Linked DNA regions of Homo sapiens: region 1 is linked to region 2. Evidence: read pairs that join two places in POLR2A ChIA-PET (ENCODE). Cell type or tissue: GM12878. All regions are shown on one strand. Links, peaks and the distances in the headings refer to the core of each region. The heading gives the core; the rest is flanking DNA.

Region 1 (2,918 bases), core at 302-2,801, 99 kb after region 2:
ACAATCAAAATTGGGCCCAAAAAGGTTTAGAACTCAGATACTGGAAAACAAGTATGAGGCAACATGCTTTTGTGTGATATCTATTTTCCTGAAAAGGCAGCTCATGGAGGCTGGGAGAGACTCTCATTCAAGTGTGAGTAATTAATTAAGTTAGTAAGTAAGCAGAGAGAAAAGTCATAGACATTACCACAGAATTAAATCAAGTTGCCCCAAATGACTTGTAAATTTAAGAGCAGATTGTGTGTTCTCTAGAAATCAATATAGAGTCATCACATTTTGAGATTTCCTGTTGTTAAATTGTGTTTTGTTTTGTTTTGTTTTTGCAAAATGTCGTATTGACAACTAGAGGCTTCCTTGACATTTACCCCACGTGATACTGGAAATATCTGTTCATCAATCTTAAAGCCACTGTAACCAGCCAAATATTGTGGTGACAGGATGTAATCCATGTTTCAAGTCTCCTAGGAACCCAAATCCAACACCAACACCAACACCAGAATGTGGCTTGAAGAAGATTCTGAAGGAAAATAAGAAACCATCACTCAGACCTCTTTGGAAATCCCTTATAGCATCATAACACAGAGGCTATGCTCACATAGTGAACAGGTCTTCAGAAAAGCAGTAATGATTCAAAACAAAATGAAACAAGAAAAGGAGCACCGAATCTCTGATATTCCATATTGTCCAAATGAGTCCTGGGAAAGATGGTTTTCTTCTTATCTCTGATCTTCAGATTCCTTAATGTCCATCTTTATAGCACTATTATCGATAAGTTCTTCTTTACCTACTGCTTCCATAATCAAAAGTTGACCTCCCAGGTGGCAAAAAAAAGCAGTTCCTCCACCATCAAACCCTACCTAATGGGCCTAATCAGCTCCTACCATGATAGTCTTTATTTTCTTCTTTCTTGCTTTCTGCCTTTTTTTTTCTTTTTTAATTACTGAAGACTCTTGTTTTGGAGAAACCCCTAATTGCTTCATTTTGAGATGTTATGTTTAACCTCAGGAAATGGTGCTATAAGACCTGGCAAACAGCTTTCTGGTTGTTTCAATCAGTACCAGATTATGAGGTCCAGCCGGGTAAGAACTCTATTCATTTTCTTGCCCTGTCATCTTGATCTTATTTGAATGTCTGGGGAGCTGGAGGTGCTTAGCTGGCCCTGGATTTCAGGACTGGGGGTGGGAGTACCAGGGAGAGCTATGCGATGTGTTAGAGACACTGAAAGTTTTCATTTTGACTCCTTAATGAGAGCGACCTTTGACACAGGCTGATGAGTTCCATGCCTGTCCTGGTGTGCTTTTTGAAAACATTTGACACTGGTCACAGGTCTGACAGGGATATGACTAATGAAGTCGTGGTATAAAAATAATGGGCTGCAATTGCAAGTCATTTGCATGAAACCAAACTCCTTAAAAACTTGTCTCTGTTCACTTTCTGTTTTCTAAATGAGTCAATAATATGAATCAGATGGGTTGAAGGGAATAGACTCCCAAATATTCCTTCTATAAGTTTGGTAAATTAGTTGGCATTTGGTGCAATTTTTGTTGCCTTGAGGCCTGGTTTAAATTGGACTGTAGTTACTAAATTGCTAGGGCGATTGCAGAATGTGTAGGATAATGCATAATACCTTGTTTTTCTTAAGCGTTTCGTCAGAGAGCTTCTTGTGAGGTCAAGGGGCCCAGGCAGCGCTTTGCAGAAAATATCAAGCGAGAGTAGATGAAGAAGAAATATAAGGAGGTTGTGGGGGAGGGAGAAAGGAAAGGACTAAATAAAAGAAAGGAAAAAAAGAGAATAAATGTAGAAAGAAGAAATAAAACAAATAAAAAAGAGGGCAACATGGATTGGGGTCCAAAAACACAAAAGGACAGGAACAGGAGGAAAAAGAGGGAGATGGGGAAAAACGGGAAAATGAACGCAGAGTGGTTAAAGAAAATGGGGAATAGAAGAAAATTTTTAAAGGGAGAACCCTAAAAGAAGAAGCTACCATGTTGACTTCAGTTTATCCTGTCAAACTGTGTATTATTTATCCTCACACAGGTTAAGTATCCACTAAACAAAACTCTGGGCTAATAGCAGCTCACAGCTCACACACTAGGGCCAATCCTTCCCTTCCTTTGTCTCTGCACAACCCTGCCAAAGTTCCTGATGTTTCATCCTTTCACCTGTAGCTAAAAACACCTTCAGAGAAGGTTTTAGCAAAACTTCTGAAATTACATTTGACCAGCTGCGTCAGGAAGCAGCAGCCAGGAGGAGGCACATTGTACAAGTTCCTTCCTAGAGCCTTCCTCCTGTGGGACTGACTATTCATGATTTAAACACTTAGGGTTTTCTTTATGATTTGTCAGTTTCAGCACATCTATTTGGAACTTTGTTTTGCTTACTGGTATATACGACAAAACGAAATATCATGTGTTCCCAAACTTAAATAAAAAGAAATACAAATGATTTACAGATATACACACATAGAACAAATGAATAAAGGAAAGGTTACATGGCACAGAGGAAATTGTACAAGAGGTTTGGAAATGAACCAGCTCCAGTTGCTCTGTGACCTTGGGAAATTGTCTTAATCTCACTGAGCCTCAGTTTCTTCAATCACAAAATGAAGGATTAAAAGATTGTTTTACAAAGTACTAGCAAAGTACCTGGCACACCATGAGTAGCTAAAATGAATGAATGAGCAGGCAGAGTAGTAATACTCTCTTTTGTGCCTGCCTTTCAAGGAAGTATTTCTCACCTACCATTCATACATAAAGAAATCAATAATAATTCTACTTATATCCCTCGATAACACTGAAAATCCAGGATAAAACATGCATAGACTCCATAAACTAACCGCATTGCATCTGTTGGGGTTGTACATTCTACTCCCAAAAACCTGAAATCCAAACAACTAACAAAGTGAAACATGTTGTCCT
Region 2 (2,918 bases), core at 153-2,652:
AGGTTTCATTCTTAATTACAAGTCATCATTTTAATACCATATCTCAAAGATCTGCCCCAACTGGAATTCCCACTGGGCACTGATAGTTTTCATTTGTTTCTTCTTTTTGTTATTGTTTGGTGGTGGGAAGAGAAATGTAAAGTACAACTCTTGAGATCATGTTCTGAATCAGGAATTTATAGACTGGAGGGAATATGCTATCTCTCTCCTTAAAAATTCAACTCTAACACTTCATGCATAGATATCAAGTACTTCATTACATTTCCAGTCACTGTGAAATAACAGTTTCTTTTACCTCCACCACGATCTTATTAGAGAAAAAAAAAGCAACTAAAAAAAAGGGGTCTAAATCTCACAGTCTGTACTTCCCTTACAGGCTGCTTACAAAGTTCTCATGATGAAACTAAGACACACTGGGGCGTGTACTCGCCTGTGTCATTCACCATGGGGAGGAGCACTGCAGAGCTCTGTTACAGGGGAGCTTAACCCACGTTCTTTTTTTTTTTTTTTTTTTTTGAGACGGAGTCTCGCTCTGTGGCCCAGGCTGGAATGCAGCGGTGCAATCCGGGCTCACTGTAAGCTCCACCTTCCGGGTTCAAGCCATTCTCCTGCCTCAGCCTCCCGAGTAGCTGGGACCTGTACAGGCGCCCGCCACCACGCCCGGCTAATTTTTTGTATATTTAGTAGAGACGGGGTGTCACCGTGTTAGCCAGAATGGTCTCGATCTCCTGACCTCGTGATCCGCCCGCCTCGGCCTCCCAAAGTGCTGGGATTACGGGCGTGAGCCACCGCGCCCGGCAACCCACCTTCTAACAAGATGAAGTCATGCATCGAGAAGTCAGTGCTCATTGTCTCCTTGGCAGTTCATCTTACTAAAAACCATCAGCTGGACTGAAGAAAGGAACTCATATTAACCTACTCTGAGCAGACTCTTGATTTTTTATTTCTGGTGAATAACACTGTGATATGTTACATGTTTTAGCTCTCAATGACCGAAACATTTAAAATTGATAGGCCTTTTAAATCTATGGCCACGAAGCAGGGACTTGCCAATATTTCTAATGGAAGTCTCCAAAAGTACATAACAATACATATATTGACTTCTTGTTTCAAGGAGTATCAAGATTAATTGTTCCTGTAAAGGTAAATAAATATTGACAGAGGTTTCACTTTGGTCCATATTTTCCACTTGGGTCAATAAATCTTGGTATTCACCTCAACTCGAATCAGTATCAGGTGATTATTAATTCATGGTATACTCGACTAGCAGCCAAAACTACAACTTAACATATAGAACACAGTCCTGCAGACCAATTTATGTTTAAATAAATACATGGAGTGAAAAACCATTGTTTTATTTTTATTTTTATTTTTTTTTTTTTTTTGCCCAGAAACCCGCATTTTATTGACAGTCATTTTCCCACAGAGAATCTTAGAAAGATGTCGCATTTTCTTTTAATGAATGAGAGAAGCCCACTTGTATCCCTGAATCATTGAGAAAAGCAACAGATACAACTGACAGTCACACTTTTTAAAATCAAACAGTCACTACCTTCAGCCCACACCTCCACACCCGCATCTGCCTCCCCAATGGCTGTCAGTTCGGTAAAGTCACCCTCTCCTTCTACTCTGGTATTACCACGAGAATTGAAATTTTTAAGCAGAAAAAAAAAGAAGTCAAGTTACAAATAAATGAGTGGCGAACCAAGGGAAGCCCTTTGACTATGATTTCCAATTTTCTGTTCAATCCACACTGCAGAGATACAAGGATAAACCACCATTTTGGTTCCCAAGTTTTATTCAAGAACTCATACAAAATTTTCCAGATAAATGAAATTTAATCCTCGTCTTCCTCCTCTTCTTCGTCCTGGTTAATCTGGAAGTAACGTAATTCGTAACTCTCTTTGCTGTTAGCAACTACGCGCAACCAGTCACGTAGATTATTCTTCTTCAAATATTTTTTGGTGAGATATTTCAAATACCTTTTGGAGAAAGGCACCTCGGATGTCACGGTGATCTTGCTCTTGCTCCTTTCGATGGTCACCACCCCTCCACCAAGGTTCCCAGCTTTTCCGTTCACTTTGATCCTTTCTTGCAAAAACTGCTCAAAATTGGCAGCATCCATGATTCTACAGGGTGGGTGCAATCAAGAGTGAACTTCAGAACTTGCTTCTTTTTTTTGCCCCCAAAACCATTGTTTTATATAACTAATGGAAAGTACAACCTATAGCTACCAGGCATTTAAAATAATCTATTGTTATTCTGTTATATTTCAATTTCTCTAGTAAACAAAAAGTGATTCTTTTTATCTCACAATTCAACATTTTGCTTTGCCCAATCCCATTACTGCTTGCACTTATTGATGAGCTTTGTAAATATGTGAATGTTTATAACAGAAAGAAAGGATGAAGAACAAAGGAAGGAGAAATTTTAAAAAGAAACAAAAGAGAAAAAAGAAAGAAAGAGGAGATAAAGAAGAGGGCTAAAGAAAATATTGGTTAGAAGAATTGAGAGACATAAAAAATATGGAAGGTAAAAGGTAACAAACTTAGGGAGAAAAAAATTTAAATATCACAGCTGATTAGTGTGTACTTCCATAAATTTCAGCAAAAGATATTTATTTCTTTCCAATATTCTTTTCCATTTAAAAAGATGCTCTGCCCAATTCTAATGACTTAAACATCATAAATATTCTAGTTTTCCATTCAAGATTTAAAATGCAATTAGCTATTAACTTATATAAACACCTCAAAGAAATTTTAAAGAAAATTTATTTTACACAGTAAATTTAGGAGCAGTTGATTAAAGTTTTCAGGGATTGAGACATCTCAGCTAATAATGGAAATAATAATTAAATATTAACAACAGATGGATGTTTCACATGAAATTATGGCACTTTTATTTCCTATGAAGGCACA

Evidence for each region. Peaks named below come from ENCODE experiments on the same cell type or tissue, not always from the same donor. Only the 100,000 strongest peaks of a DNase experiment are listed, where the experiment ranks them.
Region 1: POLR2A ChIA-PET joins it to region 2 with 5 read pairs; 2 of 35 experiments call an interaction of 5 or more read pairs at or near these places.

The regions. Positions count from the first base shown.
Region 1 is chr3:169,580,530-169,583,447 of GRCh38, forward strand. The region is part of intron 1 of MECOM (MDS1 and EVI1 complex locus); the gene reads right to left. Among named protein-coding and RNA genes, the nearest start is that of MECOM, 82 kb to the right of the region's middle. In GM12878, for the core only: no CTCF peak of the experiment used is centred there; a DNase peak (open chromatin) is centred at 1,382.
Region 2 is chr3:169,481,834-169,484,751 of GRCh38, forward strand. The region is part of intron 1 of MECOM (MDS1 and EVI1 complex locus); the gene reads right to left. It also overlaps the pseudogene RPL22P1. Among named protein-coding and RNA genes, the nearest start is that of MECOM-AS1, 35 kb to the left of the region's middle. RefSeq lists an enhancer at 722-1,222. In GM12878, for the core only: no CTCF peak of the experiment used is centred there; no DNase peak of the experiment used is centred there.